Regions from separate parts of the Mus musculus genome. Here all the other regions are linked to region 1. The links are chromatin loops, found by intact Hi-C in ENCODE. Cell type or tissue: heart. All regions are shown on one strand. Region 1 holds the start of Adamts8 (a disintegrin-like and metallopeptidase (reprolysin type) with thrombospondin type 1 motif, 8). Region 2 holds the start of Zbtb44 (zinc finger and BTB domain containing 44). Region 3 overlaps Snx19 (sorting nexin 19). Region 4 holds the start of Snx19 (sorting nexin 19).

Region 1 (5,000 bases):
GAGGAGGAGGAAGAGGAGGAGGAGGAGGAGGAGGAGGGGAAGGAGAAGGAGGAGGAGGAGGAGGAGGAGGGGGAGGAGGAGAAGGAGAAGGAGAAGGAGAAGGAGAAGGAGAAGAAGAAGAAGAAGAAGAAGAAGAAGAGGAGGAGGAGGAGGAGGAGGAGGAGGAGGAGGAGGAGGAGGAGAAGAAGAAGAAGAAGAAGAAGAAGAAGAAGAAGAAGAAGAAGAAGAAGAAGAAGAAGAAGAAGAAGAAGAAGAAAAGGAGGAGGAGGAGGAGGAAGAGGAGGAGGAGGAGGAGGAGGAGGAGGAGGAGGAGGAGAAGAAGAAGAAGAAGAAGAAGAAGAAGAAGAAGAAGAAGAAGAAGAAGAAGAAGAAGAAGAAGAAGAAGAAGAAGAAGACGACTTCTAAGTATCTTCCCAAGGAAGGACATTGATCCATTGTATCCCAACATTCCTTTCTAACTCTCTAATACGATGGGCTAACTCTGTGTGAGATGTTCTTTCCCCCCCCCCAAAAATATGTTCTATTTAATTTGCAGTTTGCACATGACTTTGGTGAAGAATCCTGTCCAACAACTGTTATCTAAGGAACCCTAAGCACTTCATTTACATCAGCACCCCAAGCCTGCACATTACCTGTGTAATTCACTCCTCAGATCAGTGCTTAGCAACAGCAAGCACTCAAAAGATGGCAGCTATCTCTAGTAAGGAGCAAATGAGACCAAGTCAATGAAAATGAGCATAGAAGACAAAAAAAAGCCTCAGCCACAGTTGATACTTGGTGTTAAGGAAAAAGCACAAATTACGAAGGAACCTCTAGGGCAATGCAGTCTCTATCTTCCTGTAGAAGGTACCATAGCATTTATAGCTGGAGAGCCACCATCCTCTACACAACTTTGGGTAAATCACTGAAACCTGCATTTGCCCTCTTCTTCAAAATGCAAGCGGAAGTGGGTTAGTTGACCACTAATGTTCTGCCCAGTTTTGATAGAATCTGGAAGCCTAGAGACTATCAGAATTTAGTGTATACTATAAATACATGGGGTAAGCACCTTACTAGTGATAAACAGAAACAGCATGAATTAATTCAAAACAAGGTTCAGAGCTTTGAAGACTGTTCACCAGTTGAGAGAGCTTTCTGCATACTAGTGAGCACCCATGCAAGCCCCATGTCCCTCCTAACCAGTTTCAAGGGAGATGGGGACAGGAAAATCTCTGGGGTTTGTTGGCTTCCAGCCTAGCCAAGAAAAAATAAATCCCAGGCTCAGGGAGAGACCCTGCCTCAAAAGAATTGGCAGAGCAAGGTAAGGTGGGATACCCAGTGCAGAGCATGGTAAGGTGGGATAGCCAGTGCTTTCTTCTGGCCTCCACACATGTGTAGAATATGCACAGATGCACGTACACTCACACACACACACACATAAATAAATGAATATTTTCAGAAAAATGAAGAGGGTGAGGAGAACGACCAGCAGTTAAAAGCATTGGTTGCTCTTTCCGAGGTCCTTGGGTTGATTCCCAGCACCCACATGGCAGCTCACAACTACCTGTAACTCCAGTTCCAGGGGATCAGATGCCTGCTTCTGACCTCCATGGGCACACATATGGTCCATATACACACATGTGGACACAACACTTATACCTATAAAATAAACAAACCTAAACATACTTTAAAAAAAACTAAAAAACAACTTAAAATGTACAATAAGCCTATAGTACAAACCAATACAAAAGCAATTAATTATTTAAACACTAATTAAATAATTAATAGATGTTAAATATAGACTTATAGACCAAACAAATATATCTTAACTTTTCAAATAATTCCACATTCATATTCATAGCAAAAAAAAAAAAAAAAAAAAACTTATTTTGAGCATCTTACTTGCTGAGAATCCTGTATGTGGCATCTCATGCCACTCCAAATTTAAGAAATTTAAACTAACACTGTTTTACATTCAGCCAACAACGTTTCTATAGAAAAATCCAGATGGTGAATATTCTAAGCTCGTTCGGCCCTATCCTGTATAGCTCAAATGCAGCCAAAGGGTCTGTGAATGTCTCTTGCCAGTAAACTCTATTACGAACACTGGAGTTTGAATTTCATGGCATTTTCAAGATCGTGAAATAGTAATCGTTTATTTTTTTTTTACATTTACCACTTAAAATATGTAAAACATTTTTCTTTAGCACATGGAATATACAGAAGCAGTCTTAGTCCATGCACCGCAGTTTGTCAAGCCTTTATATTCTTTGAAGCTCAAGACGTTAATGTAGGAACTCCAAAATCGGCCCATTTGAGATTTTCCATGGTGGGCTGGGATAGTGTTTGTTTTGCTGTATGGACTTCACCAACCAAGCTTCTCAGAGTCCTCTCTGCAAGTCATCCGCCATCCCTGCAAGGCTTGGATTAAGCATAACTAAGGTACGGATGACACCTTGTGGTTGCATTGCGAATGGCAGGCATTTCCCTGGAAGTTACCACAGGGGCATCAGGAGGAATCCAGCAGGTCTCTACCTAGCAGCCAGGCTGGCTCCCAAGATCGTTTGCCAGACAGCAATTTTTGTGTGGTTGTAGTTGTAGTTGTTGATGAAATTGGGCAAAGATGAAGCCCAGTTCAGTGTCTGCCTTCAAAGTAGTTCTTTCTGTTTTACAACAGTAGCAGCTGCAATTTCCAGAGATTTCCCAAATGAAAACACAAGCAACACTTAGTTTCCCCGAGCCTGGTTATAGCCTCTAACATCTAAAGAGAAAGAAGAAGCTGGGCACTCCAATAAAATAGTAGTCACAAAGAAGAAAGAAGGCACTCGCACACGTGAAGGACCTAACTACTATGGAAAACCAGAAGTTGAAAGCCAGGCATGAGGTCACAGCACATACCTGTTTGAGGCCAGCCTGGGCTATGCAGTGAGTCCCTGTTTCAAGAAAGAAAAGAACAACAACCAGGAAAAAAGAAAAAGGAAAAGGATACACTGGAAAATACTGAACAAGGAACTTAATGGCTAAGACCAGTAATTGAAATGTCACCACAGCCCTGAGGCAAAAGGGATTGCTCATTTAACCGTACAGGTCACACTGTCCCAGGGATATTAAACTGTTGAGGGATGAGCATCTTGTTCATTTTTGGTAGAAAACAGAGATGCTTTCCATTCCCCTGCCTCTAGGAGTGTTTTACCCAAACTTCCAATTCTCTATACAGCAAAGGAAGGAGATTCAACCACTCCTTTGCAGTCCTATAAAAGTGGAGAGAGCTTGCGGTGCTGGGGCCTTTCCTTAGGTTCTGTAGTGACACAAGTTAATTTAAGAGACTCCTCTTTGTAGGTAACAAGTCCCAAGGAGTCTTTTGCATAGGCCAATCCTTCACAGCTACAGAAATGGATTGGATCGGCCAAACGAAGTAAGAATGACTCAACTGTAGGCACCCTCACATAAGCAAAGAGCTGCGTAGTTGGGGGTAGGTGAGCTGCCAAATGCTGTATCCTCCATGATTGTCTCAGAAAAGACACAGGGCGAGGGGCTAGGACTTGTTCTGGTACTGAGAGAACGTTGATTCTGAATCCAATCTAGACCTGCACCGGTAATACTAGAGTGGATACAAAGATTGTGGTTTGTGGTCTTAAGACGGTCATCACTCTTGCTGGATCCCACTCTCTTCTGTAGGAAGGTGGCAGAGTGAATTATCTCCCCACATATTTAGATGTATTTGGAGCTGTGGGCAATACAGTATAAGGGACCTGGCCACCTTTCCCCGTGTCAGCAAGGCAACTGGCAGAGCTGTGCATCAGAAGACAGACTGGTGAAGTACTTCCTCCCATAGGAAACGAGAAATGTAGTGGTATTGAATCCATTTTACTTTCCTGGTAGTAGCCTCTCACTACCCCCACTATGCTCAGAAGCAAGCAACAAAACAACCTTGACCAGGTGGCATTTTTAAAGTTCTGAAGTGCTCCTAATGGACAGCGTGATTCCAGTATGACTTTCCTACCTCTCACTTTGTATTTGACCATTAAAGGCTTTGGAACCTTCCCACAAACCTCTTTTAACACTGCCAGGTTTGTACAAAAATCTGCATACTGTCTCTGAGGCCAGAGCAGGGTGTGTCTGTCCCCAGCACCTGGCTCTTGCACAAGAAGAAGCCAGTGTCTCTCCCATCTAGGACTCGCCTTCAGGGGGACTGTCCAGCATTACAGGAATTGGCATGGGTCTTCACGTAGTCACGTAAAAAGGAAAAAAAAAAAAAAAGCTGTAGTTGACACTTAACTACTTAACTATCGGGAGGGGCTCACTGACTCCTGATTGGTTTTACATTTCATCCCTTTTTTTTCCCCTCCTCTCCTTTTCTGTTTCTGTCTCTGACCCCAGGGGAGGGGAAACGGGAATAGTGAGCGATCAAAAATAAACCTCTTATGTCAAAGCCGGGAAGGAAGTATAAATACGAAGGGCTCGGCAGCCCACTCGGTGTTTCCCGAGGAAGGAGGCGACTGCACGGGACGCCGCGGAGGACGCGCGCTCGCGGCCCGGGGCGCCAGCTGCTCGAGTTCTGCTAGGTTGGCTGGCGCAGGAGGAGCGGGCTGCGCGATCCAGAGGGGCCGCCAGGGGACCGCCGCGCCTGCTGCCGCTAGCCGAGTCGGCCTCCCCATCCGATTGATCATTTTTCCTGGACAGAGCGGCCCGGCCGCCTCGGGCCACCAGCACCTGCCCGCGCGCGGCGATCTTCTTCCCTCTCCCGCGCTCCGCAGCACTCTGCCCCCATGCTCCGCGACCCCACCACCACCGGGTGGCCGCCCCTCCTGCTGCTGCTATTGCAGCTGCCGCCGCCGCCACTCGTCTGCGGCGCCCCGGCGGGGCCGGGAACCGGGGCGCAGGCCTCGGAGCTAGTGGTGCCCACGCGGTTGCCCGGCAGCGCGAGCGAGCTCGCCTTCCACCTGTCCGCCTTCGGCCAGGGCTTCGTGCTGCGCCTGGCGCCTGACGCCAGCTTCCTGGCGCCGGAATTCAAGATCGAG
Region 2 (5,000 bases), 90 kb after region 1:
CTAAGGGGACCATTAGAGACTGGCACAATGCATGGTAAGGAAAAGAGATTGGTTTTTGTTTATACAGTTGGAAGGAGCTAATAAAGAAGTAAGTTAAGCAGTTAAGGGTCTACCATGAGAAACCATTTTTGCCAGAAACGGGTTTCCCAAACAGCTCATGGATAAAACAATCATCCCTTCTGGAATTTGAATTCCTCAGAATCATCTACACTGGGTTAATAATTAAGAGTTCCTCATACTGTCTAGTTTGTTTGTTTCACCTGTGTACAGGATTCCGATTTCACAAAATCCTTCCAGCAGAATTATTCAACACGGTGTCAAAGAAAGGTCTACCTATTCTAGCAACCCAAGGGCAAGTCTCTGCTAGCTCGGGAAGAAAAAAGGTGGGAGGCTAAGAGGCCACAGAAAATGATCCTGCCCAAAACCAAAATACAGAGAAGGGTTCCAACAATGGCTAAGCTGCATTTTCTCTCCCACCCTCTCCAAGCATTTAGAACTTTGCCTTTAAGAGACCAGCAGCCACCTGTTGCTTAATAAATTCTTTAGACCTAGGGTGGGAATGGGCTGGGAGGATAGCATTTTTAGAGACAAAATGAGAAATAGACAGAGCTTAAGAGAAAGAAAAAGGAGAGGTGCTTGCACTCTCTCCCCCCCCCCCCCGCCAACCCCCCCCCCCCCGTGTGTGTGTGTGTGTGTGTGTGCACTCCTGAGTTCTGCCTGTCCTACGAACATTAACCGCCATTTCTGTCCCTTGAGTCACAATTAGAAATGCCCAAATGAATGCTCTCTTGGCTGTCCAATTAAATAGACTAAGACACAGGCTTTATTTGTCTACTTTATTCCCACTAGATTCTTCTCCCCTTGTTTTTCCATGACATATGTTTTCAGTACACACTCTACCAAGGGCCTTTTTAGCTCAGGCGCCTCCGTAGTTAGTAAGATTCTTCAAATCTCACTGTAAAGCCAGGCCCGATTTGTTTTCTGATGTTGCTCATCACTGAAATGGAATAATAAAAACTTGATAGAATAATATTAAGAAAGTTGTAGATTAGGTTGTCAAGGATTAAATACTTTCTAACTCTTGAAAATTTGTTGGAGCATAGACTTTGATTTTGTTGACATTATTTTGAAAAATTTCATCGCTTTGGGTGCTCTGGTAGAGGGTGGTTTAAGTCAGAGGCAGCCAAGTGTCTAATGCAGCTGGGAGATCAACCTACCTTGCACAAAGAAGTCTTTCGGTTTAAAAACTGGAGGTGTAGGTACATAGCATGCCCAGCACCCAAATTGCAGCGGTCTTGACTGGTATCCTGCCCTTCTCCTCTTCTGGGGCGCAATCCCACTTGCCTCCAGGAATACCCACTCCGCCCCCAGTGCCCCCAATCGCCAGGTCTGATTCCCTGAGGTCCGAGGTAGCCACACCTTAGGGTATTTTATCCTACAGGCAGACTTTACAGCGACCGAAACTCAGACAGTAACCCTCTAGAGAAGAACAGTCAATTTTCGGTGATCCACACATTCCCTTCCCCAAGGGCGAGACTGTGTACTAGAACGGGATTCACCGTAAGGGAAGGAATAGTTCACAGTTGCTTTAGGTTTTAGAAGCCAGTCTGTGTTGGGGAAAGAAAAAAGACATGGGAGCCAATTTTTTTTTCTGGTCTGCTCAGAACTGCACTTCCTGCCATGGTAATCAGAAAAATGCTATGGCAACCTCAAAGTACGACAAGGCTGCTAGACCTGTCAAGACGCTCGGTAGTAACCCTTGCGGGGGATCGCTGATCATCGGGGAGAAAGCAGGGGAGCTCGCCAGATTCTCAGAGGCCCTCGTGGCCACGCCCTAATAGGCCTCAGTTTCCACGTGTGAAAAATGGCCACACCACCCAGATTCCTTTCCCGACCGGGAAATGCTGGAGTGCTTTGCTGCTACAGAAACCACCCGGGGAAGAGAGTTTCTTTCGGTTTTTAGCTCCAAGAAAAGCAAATCATCCTAACGCTGGCTTCCTTCGGCGCAGGACCAGACCACAGCTACGGGACGACAACCCGACAGGCCTCATGGCGCTTATGCATACGAAGCTCACAGACAAGTGCACACAGACTGGGTCAAGGCCCGCTGTGCTTCAGCGTCTGGCTTGCACCACCGGCGAAGGACAGCTCGCACTACGCTTGCGCAATAGCCGCGCACCGCCTCCAGCGCGGCCCCGCCCCTCCCTCTCCCTAGGCCGGGCCGGCCGGCCGCGCGGAGCATTGTGGGACACAAACAAAGTGCCCCCAAACAGGCTGGAGTGAAACGAGCGGCTACGGCGGCGCCCGCCCGCCCGCACGCCCGCACGCGCGCTGCGGCGGCTCCCTCCCAGCCTCCCGTCCTCTCCCCTCAGTCCCTTTCCCCTTCCCCACCCCGCCCCGCCGCGGCCAGCGCGAGCGAGCCTTCGGCCGCCCTCGACCAACCGCCCCCAACGGCCGTCCGTGCGCAGCGGGCTGGGCCCCTCGCTCCTCCCCTCAGGCCCACGGGCGCCCGGCGCTCTCCTCGCGCCTCGCACTCTCGCACCTCGCGGCCACGCGGGTGAGTGGCGCCGCCATGCGCGCCCAGTCCCAGGCTGCACACTGGCCTAGGAGCGGCGGCCCGAGATAGGGTCCCCTGAGCCTCCCGGGGGAGGAGAGGAGCCAGTCGCGCGCTCCGCCCCCTCCCCCCGGGTTGCCGCCACCGCCGCTGCCTCCGCCACCGCCACAGCCACCGCCACCTCGCCGCCCCAGCCTGGCGGGGAAGAGGAGGAGCAGTTGCAGGCCTCCGGGCCTCGGCACCGCCGCCCGCAGGTAACGGGAGGGGAGGGCCAGTGGGGAGACGGCGGGCCGGCCTGGGGACTGACACCACTTGTCACCCACCTGGACGCGGGAGGGAGAGGAAACCTGGTTTGTCACCCTGATTCGTGCTGGGAGGCACCCACAGGGTCCCCCTCATTGGCGATTAATCCTTAGAGGGGGACTGGCCTTGGTCCCAGCGGACCTGAAGCCGTCACCCAGATCTTCCAGGGGAGCCTATCGGCCAGAAAATCCGCCCAATAACAAATGCTGTGCTGCCGGGCCATTTATTACCCGCTCACCTGGTCTACGCGCGAGCCCTAGACTTGTTTATTCCTTCCTCTCCCAGGCTGCCCTACTCGCCCGCGTCGGAACGGCACTTTTCTTAAAAAGAAATAGAGAATGCAAACACTTCTAACCCCCTCCCACCTACCTGAGGATCACTCTGTAGCTGGTCTTTTTACTGTCGGCCTAACAAAAAGCTAGGGGTTACCTGCAAGTGAAATGACAACTAAGTTACAACTGATTAAAGGAAATCGCATCAGTTTGGTTTTTGTAAACCTTAACCAGAATCTATTGAAAACCGCGATGTTTACGTACTTTCACGGAACTTACAGAAATTAAGACCAAAACTACTTTTTTAAGCATATAAGCATACTAATCTGTTGAATGTGTGTTTTCAGAAAAATTCTCAACTTCCGCTTATTAGCATTTTTTTGCAGAGATAAGTTAATACCCAAAGCGAACTATACCATATAATAGACAACAGAGGCTGGATAAAGATTTGATATTTCCTTTTGCCTTTTTGGTAATTCTTGATTTAAAAAGTACTACATAGATCTTGATTTTTTTGTTCCTATTTACTTTGATTTCCAGTTGATTTATAATATTCGTTTATGTCTTTGTAGTTCTCCCCATGGAATATAAAAAGGAGTGTTTTCTTAATCCATTTGTATTTTGTGATGATTTGTATTTATTAATTACAAAAACCAGGTTTACTTACTTTGTGCAACAATGCTTTGCTTTGTTAGAGCTATAGTCTTATTCTTAGAACCTGGTGATATAGTTACTTTTGAGTTTTATAGAATTGACAGAAACTTAGTAATATTAATTGTAACTTGCCCCAGGTTGCCCAATTGACAATTGAACCCAGAGACATTCCTGGGTAAGATGGCTTTTTCCGCTGTACTTCTCAGTAGTAATATAAATTTCTTTTATGGCCTGGAAGTTTTCAGTTTCACAGAAGTTGTCAGGGAAAATGCAGTGAACATAGATACCAGACTGGTGGTCAACCTTTTTCTCTGCATTGTTGCCAGTTTTTCTTGTGGTTGCTACTGTTGCTGTTGTTGAGACAGTCTGCCTCTTCCTCCTAAGTGCTGGTTGGGATTAGATTTTTTTTCCCCCACCATGTTTGATTTTGTTTGTTTGTTGTTTTGTTTTTTGAAACAGGATTTCTGTGTGTAGCCCTGGCTGGCCTGGAACTCACTCTGTAGACTGCCTAGCCTTAAACTCAAGTGATCACAACGCCTGCCTCTGCCTCCCAAACACTAGGCTTGCAATGTGGCCACCACCACCAGGCTCCATGTTTGATTCTTTTATTTCCTAAAAATACCAAGTCAAATTAACAATGTCCATTAAAATATGTGTATTCAGATTTACTCTGTTGTTCCTAAGTGTTTCCACAGCTGTAGTCAATCAAGGTTATAGTGTTGCATGTGGTGATTGCATATACTTAGTCATACCTTTTGTTAAAAAGGGTGGTACCCAGACCACTTTTCCATTTTCTGGGCACTTAACTGACCAATTGTTCTGTAGAATCTGGCTACATATTTGAACTTTGACCTTGTCTTTGAGTGTCAATTCACTTACTGTTCTTGTTAAGTAAAAGTTTGGTTCTAGACCTGTCCAACTGCTGGTCCATGGTTGTATCCAAAGGCAAGGATATCTGTGAATACATCCCAACACAAAGTTATAAACTGAAAATACTAGTTTGTGTGTGTGTGTGTGTGCACGCGCGCTTATAACTTCATGAATTGCACGATTTCTTTGAAAACTTTGTAGATAATGGTGATAGCATCTTGTCAAAAGATTGGGCATCCCTGGAACAAAGATTTCATTTGTTTAAGGGAAACCTTACTTGGCAAGAGTATTTAAATGGATGATACCCTGTATCTCATAATTGTATATATTAGGAGGTTTATAGTGTT
Region 3 (5,000 bases), 490 kb before region 1:
TGAGAAGAAGAGAACATGCAGGGTGAAGGAATCCGACAAACAGCAAGCCCAGGAGAAAATTAAATAGTAAATGGCAATTTCTAGAGCTTCTGATAGGTCATGGAGTCCTCTTAGGAAAGGTATTGCTTAACAAGCCAGCTCTTGAGAAATTCCAGAAGGTGGTGGCAGAGGTATGATCACTGGAGAGTGTGGGCTGCCCAGTGGGATACCTGTGTGTCTCCCAAGGACAATCACCAATGGCTGATGTGAACACTATTGCTACTCTTCTCTTATGTCACTCTGGAGTCATAGGCATTATATGGGTAGAACTCCACACAAGCTGACTTTCTTGGTGTGTATGTGTGTAACAGCCTGAGGGGCCTTTGTGACATTAGTTACTTCTTAAGGGAAACTCAAGACCTGCCACCAAAAGGACACAAGCAGTTACAATAGGAAAGAACCTGACATTTATTACAGTCTCACTAGCAGGGAAGCCTACTATTACTGTATGTGCTGATGTGCAGTTCTGCCACATAGACATCCCGCTTCACTGCCTGAACAGTTCCTTCCCCTCATACTGCCTCCCTCCTGTTTGTACAAGGTTCCTCACAAAACACTGCCTGCTAAAATTAAAATCTACCTCACTAAGCTCCAGGGTCTTAGTCCTGTCTAGTCTTTAGACTCCAGACTGGTCTCTGGGTCTGATGCACCAGAAGGTACTACATACACCCATTTCCATCAGCAGACTCTGACTTTGTTCTTAAGCACTCCTGGGCCAGGGGTTAGTCTTTCCTAGTGGTTCTTTTCTACACCCTGGCCACAACTAGAGAAGATCAAAACAATTCCGAGTCACCAGGAGACAAGTGCTGTGTCTCTTTACTCTAGACCTCTCTCCGTCCAGTACAGCTCCAGCGCCATGCGTTGTCTCACATCTAACTTCTTCCTATGACAGACAGCTTCTCTAGAAAAAGCATGTGCTTTTGCTGGCACACCAGATCCTTTGACTCAATAAGTCTTCAATTTCTTGTATTAGGTTATTTCTGGCCCAAAAGTATCATTGACCTGGGCTGTATTTAAAAGTGCTGAAATCAGGGATTTTGTGTAGTGATGGCTTCCTTCAAATTGTGTTGTGTCTTTTTGGTTGGAAGGAATGTGTCTTGCCATAGCTCGCCCACTAGGCACATTACAGGAAAGCCCTCTGTGGCTGGGCCAGGAAAGGACCCCAACAGTTATGTCTGCCATATACCCTGTCTGCCTTGCATTTGAGGGACGTCACTTGCTCTAAATTCATATTATGTTAAAGACACTATGCCCTACCCTATTACATGAGAATTTCCACTTAATGGAATAAATATTATTATAACATATTACATTGTAATATAATATTGTAATAGATATATAGTAACTGAGTATCTTCTATGATTGTGTGTTTGTTCTTATTTTATAATGTTCTTAAATTCTCATATGTTCCGATGGAAGTACAGCACTAGTCATAATAAAATGAAGAGAAAACCAGAATATTGAGGCATTTAAATCTAAAGAGAATGCCATTTCCCAAGCCACATTATTGGTACCTGTTGCCTCCCTGCAACAACAAATAGGAACCTGAAAGTGTAAGGTTTTGGCAACAACATTAGACTATGTAAGATTCTTGAGGGCAAAGATAGAGCGTATTCACAGTTGTGTCGCAAACGCCTCCTCTGACATATAGAAGACACTGACTGAAATTCTGTTAAATGAGCAGATGCAAGATCGCATGCAATTCCATGTCTCAGTATGTCTCTCATCACCAGGGAGAACTCCAAGCATCCTCGGCAGTGCTAGGGGACAAGAGGTACCCAAGGAAACAAAATCTCCCCAGGCTGTTCCCATAGAGTGTCCCCAGCTGATAAAGTGGGCATCTCCAATACCCAGGGCTGTGGTTGTACCTACCCATAGGCTTGCCCTTCAGGCAACAGTACCGTTTCTTTCTGAAGCAGCACAGTGCCCTTGAGCGCCTTGCCTCACTGTGAGGACCCACTGATCTTATGCTCTCTGGAAGCAGCTCCTGCTGTTGCACTGTCCATGTCCACCCCCTACCCCCTTTCCACATAGGAAGAATGCGATCATTGAAAGCAGACAGACAGCCTCACTGTGTTTGACTTGGGGGCGAGTCTTACTCGCTGTATGGAGGTTCTTTCGGAGAAAGCTAATGCGGAATAAACTGTAAGAAGATGAAGGTATGTGTTTGGAGCTGCACCTTATAAGCCAGGGGTCGTTTAAGCTAAGTAATATTTCAAACAGTGCAGCAGGTGTAAATGGAGTAGATTACTTATACTTTTAAATAGAAAGCAACTCATAATAATTTTGAATGCTTTTAATCTAGTTCTCTGAATGGTGCAAGTCTGTGGCTTGGAAAATGAGTACCAAAATTCTCCCTGTAAACACCAGGTGGCACTGCAGGTTAAAAAATACCATTTACTTTCTGTAAGGAAGACTTATTTTGCAATAGTAGCTCTGCCCCGTGATGATGATGCCTAAGCATTGCTCCATAATTCAGAAGCCACGCCATGGTGCCAGTGACATAAACAGGCCGAGTGTCTTTCATCTTTCACATTTCCCCTCCTCCCTGACCTGATGGGGCCTCAGCACACTGTTCTCTAGTCAGTCTCGTCAGAGATGGCCTTTTGAGTGGCTTCCATCCTTTAAGAGTTCAGTGCTGGAACTGATATATTGAGATCAGAACGAACAACAGGTCTGTGGTAATAATGAGCCGGACAGACATCTGAATTGAGAGAATTTTGTCGGTACTCTTTAGCCCATATTTAGGCCTTTTGGATCCCAAAGCCTTAAATATGCACGATGATAAGTCTGTGTAAAGTAGGTGGTAGGCCAGTGCTCTGCCACTGAGCCATACTCCATTCCGATCCTCACTCTGTCCTTAGCATTGCCATCAAGTGCCTTGCAGAGGAAGAAAGTGACAGTGGAGCAGTGAAGGAGCAGATGTGCACATCCAGGTACACGCTTCAGTCTCACTCCATGGGCATGCCAGCAGCACTGGAGCGCGGTTCTCAAGGAGTTAGGGCTCCTGTGTGGGAGCCTGGCTGTGTAGTGCAGCGTCAGCATTAGCCCCAACAGCCCTTCCTCTCCCCACTGTGGTTTTTCCCTTTCTAGTTGTATGTATTATTTCCCTCTGCTTTCTAACTATTGCTGATTCACACAGAGTTGCCACCATGCAAAAACCCTGGAGCTGCCACAATGCTGTCCTTAGAATCTCTCCTTGGTGTCAGGAAAGCCTTCGCCTTGAGAAGCTTTTCAAAGGCATCCTAAAGAGAGGAAAGCAGAAGCCATTAGATAACGCCCACGCAGGTGCTTCCCCAACCTGCTCTGCTCACGCTTCTTTCTCTCCTACTCCCAAATCAAACTCGGATTTTCCAGTTTCTTTCTCTTGGACATGTTTCTCCTGTTGATCTTTTGTCTGCAAGATTGATCTTTTCTAGCCTTCTGTAGCCATTTTCACACCCTGTCTTGAAGTCCTGCTACCTCTGCTTATTTAAACAGGATCCCAGGTAATTTTCTTCCAAATCTTGGCTGAGCACACTCTAACTCTGGTACTTCTTATACTGGTGACATTTGGAAGCAGGAACCCTCCTGATAAAGAGCTCATAATTAGGCAGCTCTCTTTCCTCTGCCTCCTTTCTTCTTTTCCTGGGGTGGTGGCTCCCCTCTCAGCCAAGAGGGGGGCACCCCTGTGAGTTAAAGTCACCAGGAACAGTAGGGGCCCTGGTTGTCAGGACAACTGCTAACTTTCTGCCTCTTCCTTCCTTTGTGTCTGGCCTTTCTTCCTGGTGCTAAGGGCTTCCCACCCCTCACCGCCCTTTCCCCTTGGCTGACTCAATCTTCTTCTGAATGGGTGGCCCTTTTAATTACTGGCCCACCTCGGCCACCTCCCTGCCTTTGCCCTCCACTGAAAGGCAGGCTCAGGATTACTACCTGGGGACTGTGAATGAGCCAGACCTGCAGTTCACAAAGGGGCCAAAGAGGGGGGATGAGACAGTGTGGGTCCTCTAGTCTCTGTAATGAAAGTGTCCTTGTTTAGTAAACAACAGTTATGCTCTGGGGAGAGTCTGCCATAGTTTTCATGTTACCCCTAACGTAACAGGCGTCTCTTCAATCTGGTTAGTTACTCTGCAGCAGTGCTTACTGTTTCTATCTTTGTTTCCCTGAGGCTGCCGGGAAGGAGGGAAACTGAGGCATGAAGCCTCACTGGCTTCTTCCTATTCTCTGGATCTGATAGGGTTGGTACAAGGGACGAGTGGGGTCACTTTCTCTGTCACACACACAAACACAGCATCTTCAAAAACATTTTTAGTTTTCATTTTTTCTCGTTTCATCTTGGTAACTTCGTGAAGAAGACAACATAGGAAGTCTCCTGTTTTAAAAGTCAGTCAGAGGTGCTTGAGGTTATGCTGTGGTTACTAACAAAGGGGAGGGCTTGACCATCTTCAGAGGCAGATTTGTATAATATATCTTCAAATTACAGTCTTAAAAGTGTCACAGTGTCCAGCTCTGGAACAAATATCTTCAGACCACCCTTTGCACTTAGTCTTATTTTTGCCAGAATCTACAAGTGTCTCCTTTCTGTGCCATACTTCTTAGAAAGGGAGCCAGCTTCTGCTGCTTGTCTGTGTCCCCACCACACCTCCTTCCAGCTACATTCTTTTCTTCTTTCTAATTTCAAAAACTGGGTTGGAAGCAGCTTGGTGTTGTTCCATCCATCAGAAACACTTCCTAAAACACATGGGGGACTTAGTCATCTAGACATCTCTCTCATGTTTGACTTTCAGTCCTTTCTGTCCTCAGGGCTTATTTGCCAAGAAAACCAACAGAACGAAGCATAGGCAGCTGGCAGCTGTCTCCCTTCCCCAGGATTTATAGCGTGTAGAAAGAAGCCATGGCTGGGCCATGAACCCTTGCCTTTCACCCCTTGGCCCTTCCAGCAGGATGCATAACTATGTGTAACTTGCCCATTGCATGGATTT
Region 4 (5,000 bases), 510 kb before region 1:
ATACCTTTGGGTGAATTGGTGGCTTTTGTCTTCTTAGCCCTAGCACGCCTTTAATGGACTGAGAAATAGCAGGTCGGAAGGCAAGCGGCATCTCTTGAGAGGTGAGTGACCGGTCAGCCTCCCCCACCACAGGCCCACACCATTCTCTATCAGGCAGGGCTCTCACCTCCTCCCAATGATTAATCTGTTTGGATCCTAAGATCTGTCCTAAATCCCCAGGCAGAAGCTCATAGCCATCCAGATGACAAGTGCATTGGCATGTCCATCAACTGTGCTGCAGAATCAGGAAGACACTCTTGGCTACCTCAGAGCTTCAGACCATCTGCTCAGGTGGCACAACGCCCACTGACAAGGTCAGTTCGTTGCTACCCTGCACTTTCGGTCTCATGATGCATGGGAGGTTTTTCTCTGAGCTGCAGAAGCGAAGTCCTAAGTGGTACCATTAGTTCTCCGCCATTTAAGTCTCTGCTGTGACTCTTGCGTGGGCAGCAGGGATATTTACTTCTCTAGAGCATTACTGTCAGGTAACTGTTCCCGGAACAACAGGATAGTTTGGGAGGACAAGACAGGCAGTCTGCAGGTCTCACATTCCTTTCAGTTGGGAGGAGGATACAGTGAAAGGATGTTCACCCTGGCAACATGAATTAGTGCTTTGTAACTCCAGAGATCACCTTGCCTGCCTAGAAACACTTTGATCCTAAACTATATTGTTGGCCTTTGAGGCTGTTAGTTGTCAACCACATCCAATTGTAGATGATGGTTTCCTTTGTATTCAAATAAAGTTATTACCTTGACACCAGCAGTGGAGACAGAAAAGGAAGCTGTAAGATCTCTCTGGTACAGGGTTGTTTTATTTTGCTTGGTTTTTTTTTTTTTTTTTTGCGGGTTGGGGGTTGTTTTGTTTTAGTTTTTGCTTTTTGTTGCTTTGTTTTGTTGTTGTTGTTGTTGGGTTGTTTTGTTTTATTTGGTGAATTTGCCTAAATCCTTCAAGGCTACAGCAGAGGACAGACTGGTAAAGAGCGATGGCATTCATCTGTGTCCAAATGGAAAGGAGAGCCACACTGCAGAGTCCAGAAGGACCAAGGTGGAGGCTTCACACAAAGAAGACATCAATGCTTCTACACATAGCCAGTGCCACTTTCAGATACTGACTTTCTTTGTAGGTCACTCTTTTTGAGTTGACAACTGGCAGATGTGTTCAAAGCAGAACACAGACAGGGGCAAATGTGTTAGAGGGTAAACTAAAAACAAGACGTCTCTTCCTCTGCCTTGCATGCCTATGCACATGGGAAGAAAAGGAAGCCGACAGGCAGAAAAGTCTTCAAGATTCAGCACGAAGGCTATCTTCTTAATGGGTTCCCTTTAACCATTGCGATTCACTAAAATCATTCCAGAACGTACTTAAGATTTTGCAATTCACTATATCTTATAGGGACTCGCTTTACTGAAAGCTGATTTACGTCAAATAAACTCATTCCCCCAATTAGCTTCAAGGGCTACAAGGACCCACTCTTCAAGCCAGTGACTAAACATAGGAAATACTCTCTAGAAACCTGCCCCACATCTTAATACTTACCTTTGACTACTCCGGAAAACAAAAGAGGTGGACTGTGAATTGAGTAGAGTTGGGAGGGGGGTCGGGGGGGGGGGTGGAGTGGGGGTAGAGGTGGGGCGTTCTGGAAGAAGCAAGGAGAATTTTTAAAATCCCTCATCAATCTAGCTCCCAACAGTACGTCTCCAAGGGAATTAAAACAAAGCTCATTACGGAAAGTTTCCCTAAACCTCTAGAGATATTTACAAACAGCACTTTAAAGAGCCTGGGCGAGTATCCGTTTTGGCCCAGGTGAGCACGGGCTCTGGGTTCTCAGCTTAGCAGAGCGGTGTGTACGCCCACCGTCACCACCGCTCCTCACCACCAGGGGGCGTCCGTGGCTCCGATCCACCAGGCCGCTCTCCCAGCGTACCCCGCTCCCGCAGGCCGCGACCCGGAAGCTGTCGCCGGCTGCTAGCCGGCCCGCTGCTCTGTCCACTTTGGAGTTGCGGAGTGTAGTGGCCTGGGCGGCCGGAGCTTGTTGTGGCTGCTGGCCGCGGCGGTCGGAAGGATCCCCACCCCCCCAAGAGTTCGTTCCCAGGGGCGCAGTCTGAGCACGGGTCCCCCAGCGACGTGTGACCCGATCTGCCGGCTGCTGCTTCGGAGTTCGTAAGTGTCCGTGGGCCGCGCGGGGCTGCGAAGAGACTCTCCGCCTGGGCCATGATGGAGGCCGGCAAAGTTTTCCTCATCTCGGCTGGAACAGGCTAGTTGATGGGCCCTGTCGACAGAAGCGAGCGGGAGAAGCAGAGCTTTTTCTGTCGCTCTGCAGTGCCAGTAGTATCGAAGGTCCAGAGTTCACTCAGTAGCAGCTGGACTTGTTCTCTTCGGTGACAGTTCATGCTCCCACTCCTGACACCAAAATAAAATCGGAGGCTGTCATCTGTGGAAACATACCTGTCCTTTCAACCATGAAGGCACAAACAGTGTCCCCTACCCAGGGGACTATCTCCGAGTCCAGTTATGTCCACAGCAATCTATGGAGTAGCCGGAAGCTAATGATCGTGGGGGTCTTGGTGGGCTGGCTACTGGTCATCCACCTTCTGGTCAACATGTGGCTTCTGATCCTTCTATGTGCATCGCTGGTAGCGCTGGGAGGATGGCTGGGCTCCACTGCCATCCTAGGGGCTTCAGGTCAATTGCACCTGGAACGATTCATTACCATCACCACCTGTCCTCCATGTCCCGAGGCAGAAAGGCAGCTGGAACAGGAGATTAACCGCACTATCCAGATGATTATCCGAGACTTCGTGTTATCCTGGTATCGTTCTGTGAGCCATGAGCCGGCCTTCGAGGCAGAGATGGAGGCAGCCATGAAAGGGTTGGTTCAGGAGCTTCGAAGGCGGATGAGCATAGTGGACAGCCATGCTCTTACCCAGAGGGTTCTGACTCTCTGTGGTTGTCACCTGCAGAGCTATATTCAGGCAAAGGAGGCTACTGCAAAGGAGCAGAGCTGTCCAGTTCAGCCCTCCCAGCTGTGGGATGCTTACTGCCAGGTTACAGCTCCCCATCCTGCCATGAGCTGTCCCACCACGGAGGTCACTTATGCACGTGGCATTGTGAACTTGATACTAAAAGAGTTAGTGCCCAAGCCCCACCTGGAGACGAGGACTGGACGCCACGTTGTGGTTGAAGTTATTACTTGCAATGTCATCTTACCACTGATCAGCAAGCTATCAGATCCTGACTGGATCCACCTTATTCTTGTGAGTATCTTTTCCAAGTACAGACATGATGCAGCACAGGGAACTAAACCCCCCTGCTCATCCAGTGTCCTAGAGCAGCCCTCGGTGCCCACATCTCTGCCATTGATTGTTGAAGTAGAGAGTCTGCCAGTAGGAAAAGCATCTTCTCCAGCAACAGCCCCAGTACACTTGACCTCCAGTGAGCCAGCCCCTTCCCCAGAGATTGAAGAAGGCCATGAAGCTGTAGAGGGAGATTTGCCTGGGATGCTCGAAGAAAAAAAAGTAGGAAATAGCTCATCCCATTTTCTACAGCCAGATATCCGAGGCCCCTTGTTCTTATGTGAAGACTCAGAACTGGAGTCACCACTGTCTGAACTGAGCAAAGAAACCATCCTGCTAATGACCCCAGGCAACTTCCTTTCTGACAGGATTCAAGATGCTCTGTGTGCCCTAGACGACTCCGGGGCTCTGGAGCCTAAGGATGGCGAGGGATCTGAATGTATGGAAGGAGCAGAGGCCGAGGAGGCCCCAGGGACAGACACAGAGACAGGCATGCTGGTCTCCGTGCTTAATTGCCCAGAGATCCAGATTGACACAGCAGACAAGGAGGTGGAGCAAGGAGATGACACCTCTCTTACAGCTTTGCTGGAGGAACCAGAAAAACCCTGCCCCCTACGGCCCTCATGTTTAGACAAAGATCTCGCCAGTGGTGTGTGCTCCCTTGAACCTGCTATGCCCCCAGTGCCTCTTTCCTCCTCTCCACCTGGTCCTCTCAGCTCAGCCACCTTCAGCTTCGAGTCCCTGAGCAGTCCAGACGGCCCGGTTGTCATCCAGAACCTTCGAATCACTGGCACCATCACTGCCCGAGAGCACAGTGGGACTGGATTCCACCCATACACACTGTACACTGTGAAGGTAACAGGATGATGGCTGTGCTTTCTCACTTTGGGGATGGGGTTTAGAAAGCAGAGTCTGTAAACAGATTGTTGCAAGGGCAGATAAGAGCATCCCGTGTTGATTAAATAAATTAAATAAAGTGGTGTATAGCTCGTTTGGAAGCCAGGATCAGCTCTTATGGTAGACCCACACAAACAGCACCAGAAACTCAGTGTCAGAAGACTGGGTGCGGGGGTGGGGGGTGGGGTGGGGGTGGAGGTTGGGGGAGGGGGTTCAACGTTTTCATTGGTTCTCAAACCTGCTTCGACCTCAGAATCACTCTGACTGCTTTGTAAATACACGGACTCTGACAGACGTATTCTGGATAAGAATTTCTAAGAATGCATCCCAAAATTCTACATTTTTAAAAAAAAAACCGACTTACTTATTTTTATTTTACGTGTATATTTTGCCTGCGTGTATGTAAGTGCATTGTGTGCCTGATGCTTGTAGAAGCCAGAAGAGGGTTCTAGAGGGTTTGAATCTGCAGTTGCAAACAGTTGTTAGCTGCCATGTGGGTGCTCGGAACCAAACCCTGGTTCTCTGTAAGAGCATCAAGTGCTTTTAACTGCCGAGCCATTTCTCCCCATTTCTCCGTCCCCCCCACATTTGTTTCTTAAATGAAACTTTCCAGTTAACTCATCGCTCCACTGCCTGGCCTGAGGCAAGACCTGCTACTTTAACCAGTTTTCTCCATATCATCTCTGCATAGTTGTTCCCAAGTCTATGCATAGACGCCTCAAGGAATGAGGAACTTGCCACCTTCTGACTTAAATATAAGTATTCTACCT

Evidence for each region. Peaks named below come from ENCODE experiments on the same cell type or tissue, not always from the same donor. Only the 100,000 strongest peaks of a DNase experiment are listed, where the experiment ranks them.
Region 2: it touches region 1 in a loop (2.1-fold over the local background); 7 of 42 quality-filtered maps call a loop at or near these places.
Region 3: a loop joins it to region 1, with 8 times the contacts of the local background. A loop is called at or near these places in 13 of 42 quality-filtered maps.
Region 4: a loop joins it to region 1, with 4 times the contacts of the local background. A loop is called at or near these places in 5 of 42 quality-filtered maps.

What each region holds. Positions count from the first base shown.
Region 1 is chr9:30,938,089-30,943,088 of GRCm38, forward strand. Adamts8 (a disintegrin-like and metallopeptidase (reprolysin type) with thrombospondin type 1 motif, 8) reads left to right here and starts at 4,474. Exons shown (of 9, transcript NM_013906.3): 1 at 4,474-5,000. The coding sequence starts at 4,749. In heart, CTCF peaks have their summits at 2,440 (motif pointing left) and 4,597; DNase peaks (open chromatin) are centred at 2,433 and 4,853; H3K4me3 peaks cover 956 bases; H3K27ac peaks cover 353 bases; H3K27me3 peaks cover 2,007 bases.
Region 2 is chr9:31,028,151-31,033,150 of GRCm38, forward strand. Zbtb44 (zinc finger and BTB domain containing 44) reads left to right here and starts at 2,494. Exons shown (of 6, transcript NM_001115130.1): 1 at 2,494-2,808. In heart, no CTCF peak of the experiment used is centred here; a DNase peak (open chromatin) is centred at 2,171; H3K4me3 peaks cover 2,879 bases; H3K27ac peaks cover 2,108 bases.
Region 3 is chr9:30,446,189-30,451,188 of GRCm38, forward strand. All of the region lies in intron 8 of Snx19 (sorting nexin 19), which reads left to right. Among named protein-coding and RNA genes, the nearest start is that of Snx19, 21 kb to the left of the region's middle. In heart, a CTCF peak has its summit at 2,398 (motif pointing right); a DNase peak (open chromatin) is centred at 2,513; H3K27ac peaks cover 44 bases.
Region 4 is chr9:30,425,069-30,430,068 of GRCm38, forward strand. It overlaps Snx19 (sorting nexin 19), which reads left to right and starts at 2,261. Exons shown (of 11, transcript NM_028874.2): 1 at 2,261-4,188. The coding sequence starts at 2,500. Gm30933 (predicted gene, 30933) reads right to left here and starts at 1,910. Exons shown (of 3, transcript NR_169179.1): 1 at 1,799-1,910. In heart, no CTCF peak of the experiment used is centred here; a DNase peak (open chromatin) is centred at 1,983; H3K4me3 peaks cover 1,559 bases; H3K27ac peaks cover 1,057 bases; H3K27me3 peaks cover 265 bases.